Linked DNA regions of Homo sapiens: region 2 is linked to region 1. Evidence: chromatin loops called from intact Hi-C (ENCODE). Cell type or tissue: Caco-2. All regions are shown on one strand. Each heading gives the region's core, and the rest is flanking DNA. Links, peaks and the distances in the headings are about the cores only. Region 1 holds the start of SOWAHB (sosondowah ankyrin repeat domain family member B). Region 2 overlaps SHROOM3 (shroom family member 3).

Region 1 (5,371 bases), core at 199-5,198:
CTATTCCCCCTGAATTCTCTCACTGAGCAGGATGAGGGAGTGCTGCCTGCATGTTGGACAGAGAGACCCACCTCAGTCACTATACTCTTCTCTTTCCCTTGGACTGTGGAATTTCTCATACTGGTTGGCCAGTTTCCACTTGTTGTGCTGACTTTTGAGTAGTGCAGCGAAGGAAGTTTTTCGGGTGACACTTCTAGATATTTCCTTGCTCTTGGCCTTTCTGGTAGGGGAAGAACTTCCAACTAAGGGATAGACAGGGAAAATGGGCTTGCCCCGAGGAGCTCCCAACAGCTGCCATATTTCCCCAGAGGTATTACTGGTTAGATACTGCCATGGCTTCTTCCCACTGCTGTCCCTGACATTTACCCGAGAAGCCAACCTTTGCACTAGCAATTTGATGACCCCCTGGTGGCCGTGAATGGCTGCAAGGTGCAGCGGGGTATATCCACAACTGGACCTCACGTTTACATCAAGGACAATCCCTGCCTTCTTTGCTCCAGACACCAAGTCCTGAAGGGCCCTGAGGTCACCATGTTTGGCTATCCAGTGCAACGCAGTGTACCCAGTCAAAAAGTCTTTGTGCAAGGCCAGTTGAGGGTCCTCCCAGAACAAAGTCCACACCTGAATCCAGGAGCCACTGGCAAGCTTCACAATCCACTCATGCTCCCTGGCATCTAGTGGAACCAGGGATGATTTGTGCTCAGAAGTTCTGTGGGGGGCCAAGGCTGCAGACCCCTCCCCACTGGGGACCCACAGGCTGTGTCGCCAACCCCGCTCGGCCACAACAGCCTTAACCTCTGCAAGTTTTAGTGATAAACCTGCATCAACCCTTGGGCTGGGTGCCGTTCCTGCCTTGGAGGGCTTCCTGGATCGAGGTGGGCGCCGACTTCTTTTCAGCAAGCCCTCATCGAGGTACTCCTCATCAGAGGAGGACAATTTGGCTCTCCCTGCCAGAGAGCTCCTCCTGAGGGACCTCCTTAACTTAGGAACTGGCCAAGGCAAAGGCTTCAGGGGGTGGCCTGCAAGGCCATTAGCCCCTGCAGGGACCTGCTGAGAGATGTGACCATCCCCTCTGTTTCTGAGACCCTGAGGGCTCCGGCTGGGGCTGCCCTCCTTCCGAGATACAGAAAGGCCCCCAGCTGGATTCCTGAGCTTCCCCCTATCTGGGGTTCCCAAGACAACCTGCAGCCCCTCTTCAGAAGCCCCCGGGGAGTCTTTGGGCCCACTGCTGCTCTCCTCACTGCCATCACTCTCCTGGTCCACAAAGTCATCCAGATCTTGGAGGGACAGCTGACAACGAATGCTGCGAAAGACAGTCAATGAAGGGTTCCCCGCCCAGGATTCCCAGGACTCATCCGGAACAACAGGAAAGAGAGAGTGCGAGGAAAGACAGGGGTCTGGCGGCTCTGAATTAGGCTCCGTGGAGCCGGGTTCCAAGGGCAGCTGGAGGAAGTTGTCTGGCAGCACCGACCAGGCGCGGATAGGGCCCTGATCACGGGCCTCGGGCACCTGCGGGTGCCTGGCCACCCACTCTCGAGTGCGCTGCTGCTGCTGCTGCAGGGTCGAATAATGCAGGGAGCTGGGGGTCAGCAGCTCCGGCCGGTCTCCGCGGGGAGCGGGGCCGGGCAGGAGAGCAGGCGGGGAAGCCCTGCTTGTCGCAGCCTCGACGGTGGCGGGAGGCGAGTGAGCCACTGCAGGCACAGGCGCCGGCTCAGCTAGCGCGCCTTCTTCCCGCTCCCTGGAAGCCCCGCGGTCATCCTGGGCAGGCAGAGCCCGTGCCGGCTTCTCCTCCGCGGTGGCCGAGTGCGGGAGTGCGCCGAGCTCTCCCGGCAGTACAGCCAGGTTGTTCTGGAGGCATTCCCAGCAGCAGCGGCCCTGCGTCTTCGCCGCCGCGCAGCTCGCTCTCGCCTGGGCCCCTGCCGCTGCAGCTGCGGGCACCGGCGGCCTCTGTCCGGGACTGCCCTTCGATCCGCCGCCCTTCCCGGGCGCCCTACGGGAGTCGCTGCCCGGGAGTCCATTGCAAGCTGCGTCGGCGGCTCTGGCTGCTGCACCTGCTGGCTCCTCCTCCGGCTCCTTCTCGCGCCGCCGCCGCCTGGGCTGCTGCTGGGGCGGCTCCCCCCGGCGCGCGCCTCGCGGGGAGCAGGGCGCAGCTCCCCCTGCACTGGGGGCGGCCGCGGGCGGCTCGCGGGGTCGCTGCAGCCCCTCCTCCCCCAAAAGGTCCCTGTATCTCCTCTTGAGCACCACGTACTTGGTGCCGTCGGGGTCCTGGCGCACTGCGGCGACCGAGTTGACGAAGCCCTTGAAGAGCTCGCGGCGGTGCTGGTGCTGGCTGGGGGACGCGTCGGGGTCTCGGAGAAAGCTCTTGAAGTGGCTCAGCAAGGCAGCGTTGGTCACGCGGCCCCCAGCCTGGCACAGAAAGTCCAGTAGTGCCTCCTGGCTCAGCTCTCGGGCCATCGCTGCCTTGTCCTCCGCCCCAGAGGTGTCTGAGTCTCGCCCTCCCGGGGCTCTCCCCAGCCAGAGGAAACCCTGGCCGGGCGAGTGTCACCTGCGCCCGGGGCGGCACTAGCCGCCCCCATCAGCCGCGGAGGCCAGCGCTGCCCGCAGCCCGTGAGCGCGCCAGGAGGGCCGTGGGTCCCCTCCGGGTGGCCCCAAGGCTGAGTCCCCGCGGCAGTCTGCGTGAGAGAGGGCGGCTCCGAGGCCGCCCCTGCGCGACTCTAGCCTCTCGCAACGAGTCCTCACAGCGAAAGTTCCCGGGATAGGGCCGAGTCGGTTTCACCTGCGCCCTGGCGGCACCTCCTCCCTGCCTCTGGGGGAAGGGTCAGGCCCGCCTCCTCGTGTCCCTCCGCCCCCTGAGGTCTCCCCCACCCCCTGCCACCCATCCCAGAAGAGTCAGGCCGGAGAGCCAGCCGGTAGGTGAGGTTGGCGGCGAACCGAGCCGGCAGCGAACTGCTCTGCGGCCGGGGAAGTGGAAGGCAGGTAGGCGACCGGCCGTTCCTCTAAGTCTCCGCCACGCAGGAAACAAAAGCGATAGAAGGTCCGTTCCTGTCCTCCGGTGCTTTGATGAGTTCAGGCTGAAGCCGATGGGGGAGGAGGAGAAGCTGCAAGTTAACAGGCAATCTGAGTTATCTTTCTTTATTAACGCTGTAGAGGAGTACTTCAGATTTCTCGAGGCTGTATTGAGGTCCGCAAAACTCACTTTGCATCCAAACTAAATTTTTCTTAATATAGAAATACTTTCTGGGCCGCTTCTCCGGCGCCCCCTCCAAGGGGTCCGAATACATCCAAGTCTATACTGAAAAGAGAAATCACTCTGAAAATTACTACTGGGCAATATTGGTTTGGGACTTTTTCTTTCATACTTGTCTTTCCTTCATACTTGTCTCACATTAAGGTGCTGGAAAAAAAAAATCACTTTGATAGCTTCTTGCCCCCGGCGGCTAAAATGAACTAGGAATTATGTCTCGCCAGTTAAGGTATTTGATGTGTAGCATTAGTTTGCTTTTATTTACTCTAAAATTTGTGAACAGCAGAGATTTGTACAGTGTTTTGTATTGGCTTGGTGAAGTGCTTCCTTTCAGAATGTAAGGTTCAAAATGCAGACTAGAGCTGTCTTTAACAGCACCTTTTCCCCCTAACAGCTGGGATCCCTCTTCCTTTTTCTCTCTCCACATGTTGACCCTTCTGTCTTTGATGTGAGATCCTGGATGTCCCTCACTGTTCCTTATCAGTCCTGTTGACATGCCTGAGATAGTTTTCACTGTCATTATCTCTTTACCTGTTTTAGTTCCAAGCCTTCTCTCATTCTTTTCTTTAACTTGGCCTTCCCATTTCTTTCTGTTACACGACATCCTTGTTTACCTTCGGCCTCTACTGACAGGAAATATGTCTGTTTCTCAGATCCTCTCATGTCCACTGTATTTCCCATTCAAAAACCTCGATTTTCTCCTTCCCTGTAATTTGCCTCTCTTTTCTCATGGACTCTTCTCATCTTTTCACTTTTCCTTTTGCTCTTCTATTTCTGATTACTCATAGTTCCTATACTTCTCGCCAAGAAAGAGTATTGAAAGTATGTGTGTTGGCCCTACAATTGTTGACAAAGACATGTTTTAGCATGGACCAATCTTAGTGACTGCCCTATAGACCACATTAACTGAGCTTGATTTTAAATCCCCAAAAATACCCTAGCACTTTTCCAGGAATGAATCTTTGGTTTTACATTATCTAGGTCAGAAAAAAAGAACTGGAAACATTTTTGTCTATTTTTGGCATTTTCTAGGATCCAAACCCAATACTGGGTTGAGAGAGGGATAGTGGTTTTCACTGATGTCTCTACATAACATCAAGCCTTTAGGATAGTTTTTAAAATTAAGGTTTTGTATTAAATTTCAGCTTTCTTTTGAGTTTATTTGCTGGTATAGAGTCTTGTTGGGACTGAGTAAGGTGAGTCCATACCTAAGGCAGGAGGAACACCAAATGAAAGACTCAAGTGGGCATTTTAGAATGGCAAGTGGAAAGAATCCCTCTTTGCTACTTTTTAAAACATCTGGTTACAAAATAAGGGGCTAACTGCAAAAGAGAGCCATAATATGGACTGAGGTTTCGACTCAAAGGAAATAAAAAGACTAGAGTGAAAGAAAGTGGAGGGCCAGGTGAGGGGAGATTATAAAGCATCTGTTTGTTGAAATCAGATCATTTTTAGTTGAGGGTGGAATTAATAGGATTGGAGCCAAAAAGAAGAAAAAAAAATCTGATTGCTTTAGATTTCTGGATTCCCAGGTACTTTGGTGTCCAGACCTTCTCCTCTCTCTCTCTCTTGTCCCAGGATAAAGAGGTGGTTAATTGGAAAGCTCTTTACATTATCTCAGGGAGAATTTTCCTGCCTCCCACATATACAGTTCATTATTTCCAAAAATATTTATGAAGCTCCTACATTACCCTGACACTGTTGGAAATGGGTATAAAGAAGAAAGTGTACTTGAGAATTCACTATTTCTCTCTATTTAGTAAGGAGCAACAAGAGAAATGGCATGAACCTGAGTGCTAAGTGATTTAACAGAGACATGCACCACATACTGGTGAAGTTGAGGGGAGGTGCATAAAGGAAGAACTCAGGCTCAGCTTGGGGGATCAGGACAATTTTCCAGTAAGAGCTAACTTTGGGGCTGGGCGCGGTGGCTCACAGCTGTAATCCCAGCAGTTTGGGAGGCTGAGGCGGGCGGATCACGAGGTCAGGAGATCGAGACCATTCTGGCTAACATGGTGAAACCCCATCTCTACTAAAAATACAAAAAAATTAGCCGGGCGTGGTGGCGGGCGCCTGTAGTCCCAGCTACTCGGGAGGCTGAGGCAGGAGAATGGCGTGAACCCGGGA
Region 2 (5,371 bases), core at 108-5,107, 130 kb before region 1:
TCTAGAAAATGCTTTTGAAAAACTCAACAGTGGAAAGAAACAAGGCTTTTCTTTTCATCCTCATGGTTTTCGTTATTTCTGTTATGACTTCTTTTGAAACTAATATCATATGTTGTGGTTTCCGCCAGCCTCATTTGAGCCTCATAGTATTCTTATGAGCTATTTTAATAAAGTGATGAAAGTCTGAAGCCAGATGATCTGCGTTTAAGCCTGGCTCTGTCACGTACCAGCTGCATGGCCTTGAACAAGTTAACCTCTATCCTCCTCACTTTCCTCATCGGTAAACGGGGATAATAATAATACCTCTCTCACCGGGTTGTTGCAAGTAGTAATTGAATAGTAAAACACTTAAATGGTGTCTGGCACAGAGAAAGAGCTGAATAATTAATTAGACATTATTATTAGTTTTCGGCAGGTGTTATTTTCTTCTCGCTGTGGATAACTGAGAAACAGAAGGTCAAGTGACTTGCCTGATGCCGAATGTTATGTCAGAGCCTCCTGCCTCCTTGTCCAGTGTTCATCCTGCTGTAGGCAGGAAGTGGGGAAGGGTCCAGAGGACATTTCTGCAGAGGATGAGGTGGGAGGCAGGGTCTATGAAGCTATGTTTGGGGGAAGAACTCGTATAAATAGCATCTCACACAGGGTGAGCTAACAGTTTATGCCAGATGAGAAGTGGATAAATGATTTCACAAATTAAGTAGCTCCTGAGAGACTAGTGTGTTATTTAAAACAAAACACACCTCTTCTCCCTCCCCCGGTGAGTTATTCTGGTAGACATTGGTAGGTTTTTTGGAAGAGATCTGCCTGGCAAAGAAATGGCTATTTAGTACAGCCAGCTTTCTCTTGCTGCTGTCAGTTTCTCAAATCCCTCTTAACTGCATTTTAAAATTCAAATTATCATATTTTAAGGGGCTCGTTAGGGCTTTTAAAAAATTCAAATGCCACCTAACTGAGGAACATTCAGCCAGGAGTGACTGACGTGACCACTCAGTAATTCTGGCCTTAGCATCTGTGGCTGAGCCATGAGATATCACATTAGAGCCCAGCAAATATTAATAACTTTCCAAAATCAGGTTCTTTCCACAGAAGCCTCCCTGCATCACTTCTATACATTTTCATCTCATTCCGTTCTTTCTTGCACCGTGAAGCCTGGGGTACACACATGCTCCTGTGACAGATTTATTTATGGTTCTGCCCAGCACTGATGTCTCTGAAAACCAAAACAGGGTCTGGGAAGGAAAGATGGGGTTGACTGGATGGTTGTGTTTGAAGCCCGATTGCAGTTTGGCTGGGTCAAGTTATTTTGACCCTTCCAGTCCACTGAACCATGCTCACCTCAGGGCCACCCCTGCAGTGTTGCTGATCTGCTTAGGTGCCGGAGAGAGCTGTTGACCTGAGTTCAGCAGAAAATTTGAAAGGATGAGTTCTCTCCTCTCATCACTCACCACCACATGTGAGAGCAAACTACTTATCCTTGGTTTCTGCCCATTTGCAAATTGATAAGCATCACACATGTCCTTTAAAATACCAGCCTCTGGCTGGGCGCGGTGGCTCACACCTGTAATCCCAGCACTTTGGGAGGCCAAGGCAGGTGAATAACTGAGGTCAGGAGTTCGAGACCAGCCTGACCAACATGGTGAAACCCCATCTCTACTAAAAATACAAAATTAGCTGGGCGTGGTGGCGGGTGCCAGTAATCCCAGCTACTCGGGAGGCTGAGGCAGGAGAATCACTTGAACCCAGGAGGCAAGAGTTTGCAGTGAGCCGAGATCACGCCATTGCACTCCAGCCTGGGCAACAAGAGTGAAACTCCATCTCAAAAAAACAAAACAACAAAAAAAGCAGCCTCTAAGAGCCACAGGAGGATTTTTAAATACAATGAGGCCACATGAAATAATAGTTTAATAAGGGTTTTAGTTCCTTCCAGAAATGACAACACACCATACTAGTTTCAAAAAAAGTCATTAATAGAAATAATGAAAAACAGGCTGAAAAAAACCACCTTGTTTCTTTCCACTATTTGGTTTTTAAAAAGCATTTTCTAGACATTCTAGAAATTCTGCTTCTCAGGACATGAGGTTGAAATGGACGCCTGAAATTTGAATGAGCTGAAGGCCTTTTCCTGAGGGTGCAGTGATAATGTTTTGCCCCAGTAACTATCTCTTTCAATTTGGTATAACCCAGTTGTCTTTAAGTGTCTTCCAGTAACATCTAGAGCAAAAAGCCTAGGAAATGTACCCTTCGAGTTAAAAATTCCTGGGCTGACTTCACATAGATGACATTCTCTCTCATTATCTGTCTGAAAAACAGGAATGATGACATTTGACTTGTCTTAACCCAGTCCAGCAGGAATGCTGGGAGACACAACAGCATGCAGTGTTTATTTTTCCTGCTGCTTTGCATTCCAGTGTCCTTGCCATTTTCTCCATATGCGCTGATATCACAGTGAAAGATCATCACACCCTGCCAGGCATTTTGCTGGAGGTATATAACATGTTCTCTTGCAGGTAAATTTCATAGCTTCCAGCCAGAATTGCTTTTTTGGAAAATGAAATTTTTCCAGGTGAAGATAAGAAAACTTAAATAATTAATATTAAGCAATTTTAACAGCTTGAGGAAAACCAAAGATTATAACCTGTGATGAGATGGTGCAGCAGATGTGATTTTTGAGACAGAGTCTCATTCTGTTACCCAGGCTGGAGTACAGTGGTGTGATCTAGGCTCACTGCAAACTCCACCTCTCAGGTTCAAGCGATTCTCCTGCCTCAGCCTCCTAGTAGCTGGGGATTACAGACGCCCACCATCACGCCTGGCTAATTTTTGTATTTTTTTCAGTAGAGATGGGCTTTCACCATTTTGACCAGGTTTGTCTCAAACTCCTGACCACAGGTGATCCGCCCACCTCAGCCTCCCAAAGTGCTGGGATTACAGGCATGAGCCACTGCGCCCAGCCTGGATGTGAATTTTTTAGCCACCTGCAGCCTCTAGGATTAGGCAGATTGAGAAAACAACAAGATGTCACCATTAAAGCCAGAACTTAGACATTTCAAGGACATTATGAACCTCACTCACTTGTGAAGTACCTCTGATGGTCCGACTCCAAGATAGGCAGATTGTGGAGAAATAAATATTTCCCTAGTCATTGTGATTACATTCCTAATGGACCTTCTCTGGTGCTGATACTGAAATAGTACAAAAAGTTGTCAGTACCTTTCAATTCTGTTGGTCAAAAATATGTTTTTCCTTTTTTTGTGTGTGTGTTTTTTTTTTCCTTTAAAATGAACATATACTTCCAACATAGAAGTTGTAACCTTTATATTTAACCAAGTTTCCAGTTGAAGCCAGTTTGGGGTGTGCATGTGTGTGCATGTGTCTATATGCGTGTGTGTGTATATACACACACACCAATTATATATATAGTATGCATGTGTGTATGTACATACAGAGAATTTTTGAGCTGGGGCCTTTTTAGCAGTAAAAAAAAAAAAGTAAGTTTTAACTAAAAAAGATTGTCTTCTTTCCATCTAGCTATTTTAGGCTAAGAGAAAAATGAAAGACTAATTACAAAAACCGTGGAGTTTAATTTCTGTTGTGCAAAAGAAGCAGTAGACAATATAAATGAATTCAAACTAGAAGCCACTAAGACATTTACTTCCTTCCTTCAGTTAAATATATTGGGTATTTGCTTCACTGTTTTATAAGTATGGAAATATGTGATTAAGGTGTCAAATTGCACAGCTCTGGTAACTGGAGACAGGGGAGGTAGAACAAGGGGCTGACTTTCTGATAAAGGTCTTGCTGTCAATTTCTAATGATTGTACAAGGGTGGCCCCTAAAGTGAGGCTGACTTGAGTTCACTTCACCTCACAATGTCTTAGTTTCCTCCCTTATTATAGGTAGATAAAACAGTATCTACTATAAGATTGCTGGGAAGACTAAGTAACATAATCAGTGTAGAGTTTCTCCATATGTATGGCACATATCAACTGCTCTACAAATGGTAGCTACAATTAATATTCAACTCAGCTCTAAGACCTTGGGCCAATCCCTTAATTCCTCTGACTCTTGGCCTATTTGTAAAATAAGAATACTGTTTACTCTACCTGCCTACTTACCCATAGTATTGTCATGAGGATCAAATGAGAACATGTCTTAAAAGGACTTTTAAAAATGAGTAATTGGCCAGGCACAGTGGCTTATGCCTATAATCCCAGCACTTTGAGAAGCTGAGGCTGGTGGATCACTTGAGGTTAGGAGTTCGAGACCAGTCTGGCCAACATGATGAAACCCCATCTCTACTAAAAATACAAAAATTAGCCAGGCGTGGTGGTGGGCACCTGTAATCCCAGCTACTCAGGAGGCTGAGGCAGGAGAATCGCTTGAACCCAGGAGGCAGAGGATTGCAGTGAGCCGAGATTGAACCATTGTACTCCAGCCTGGGTGACAAGAGCCAAACTCTGTCTCAAAAAAAAAAAAAAAAAAAAAAAAAAACAGAAGACAAAGCTGTACATAGCATGACACAATGGAAAACATTACAAGGTTGTGTGTAATCAAGTGTTGGTGTGTGAGGTTTAGAGAAAGGCAATGGTAGACCCTTAGGGAAAGAAGGCTATTATGGCATAATATTGGGGGACACTCCATATAGAGAAGGGGGAGGATATTCAGCTGAGCCTTGAAGATGACAGAAGGTGGCTGGGGGAGGTGACTTCTGCTTCCACTGGCACCTCCTGTTGGCTGATCTTTGCGGTCTTATCTGTCATTTCAGGCTGAGCTCATTGGAAGTCTCACCCACAAGCTGGAGACCCTCCAGGAGGCGAAGGGGAGCCTGCTCACGGACATCAAGCTCAACAACGCCCTGGGAGAAGAGGTGGAGGCTCTGATCAGCGAGCTCTGCAAGCCCAATGAGTTTGACAAGTATAGGATGTTCATAGGGGATTTGGACAAGGTGGTCAACCTGCTGCTCTCCCTCTCGGGGCGTCTAGCCCGTGTTGAGAATGTCCTTAGCGGCCTTGGTGAAGATGCCAGTAATGAAGAAAGGGTAGGTGGCCTAGTGATGCAGTTCAACAAGTTCTCCCTCAAAGCCCACATACATAGAGAGGCGCCATTAGACGCCATCCTTTCTCTCAGGAAGATTTGTGGCAATCTCTTTGGGGCAGGGAGAGAATACATGTATAGGTAACCAAGAAACAGAGAAGGCATTTTCTGTGTTGAGATATAATGCTGGCCAGGCGTGGTGGCTCATACCTGTAATTCCAGCATTTTGGGAGCCCAAGGCAGGCGGATCACCTGAGGTCAGGAGTTCAAGACCAGCCTGGCCAACATGGTGAACCAACATGGTGAAACCCTGTCTCTACTAAAAATACAAAAATTA

What was found. A loop is a pair of places that touch in the nucleus more often than their neighbours do. Peaks named below come from ENCODE experiments on the same cell type or tissue, not always from the same donor. Only the 100,000 strongest peaks of a DNase experiment are listed, where the experiment ranks them.
Region 2: it touches region 1 in a loop (4-fold over the local background); 3 of 110 quality-filtered maps call a loop at or near these places.

The regions. Positions count from the first base shown.
Region 1 is chr4:76,895,396-76,900,766 of GRCh38, forward strand. It overlaps SOWAHB (sosondowah ankyrin repeat domain family member B), which reads right to left and starts at 2,749. Exons shown (of 1, transcript NM_001029870.3): 1 at 1-2,749. The coding sequence starts at 2,454. The coding sequence ends at 73. RefSeq lists silencers at 2,100-2,209, 2,470-2,769, 2,840-2,909. In Caco-2, for the core only: no CTCF peak of the experiment used is centred there; DNase peaks (open chromatin) are centred at 1,783, 2,327, 2,806 and 3,686; H3K4me3 peaks cover 2,823 bases.
Region 2 is chr4:76,765,861-76,771,231 of GRCh38, forward strand. SHROOM3 (shroom family member 3) reads left to right here. Exons shown (of 11, transcript NM_020859.4): 10 at 4,766-5,038. All of the region lies in intron 1 of SHROOM3-AS1 (SHROOM3 antisense RNA 1), which reads right to left. Among named protein-coding and RNA genes, the nearest start is that of SHROOM3-AS1, 34 kb to the right of the region's middle. In Caco-2, for the core only: no CTCF peak of the experiment used is centred there; a DNase peak (open chromatin) is centred at 2,381.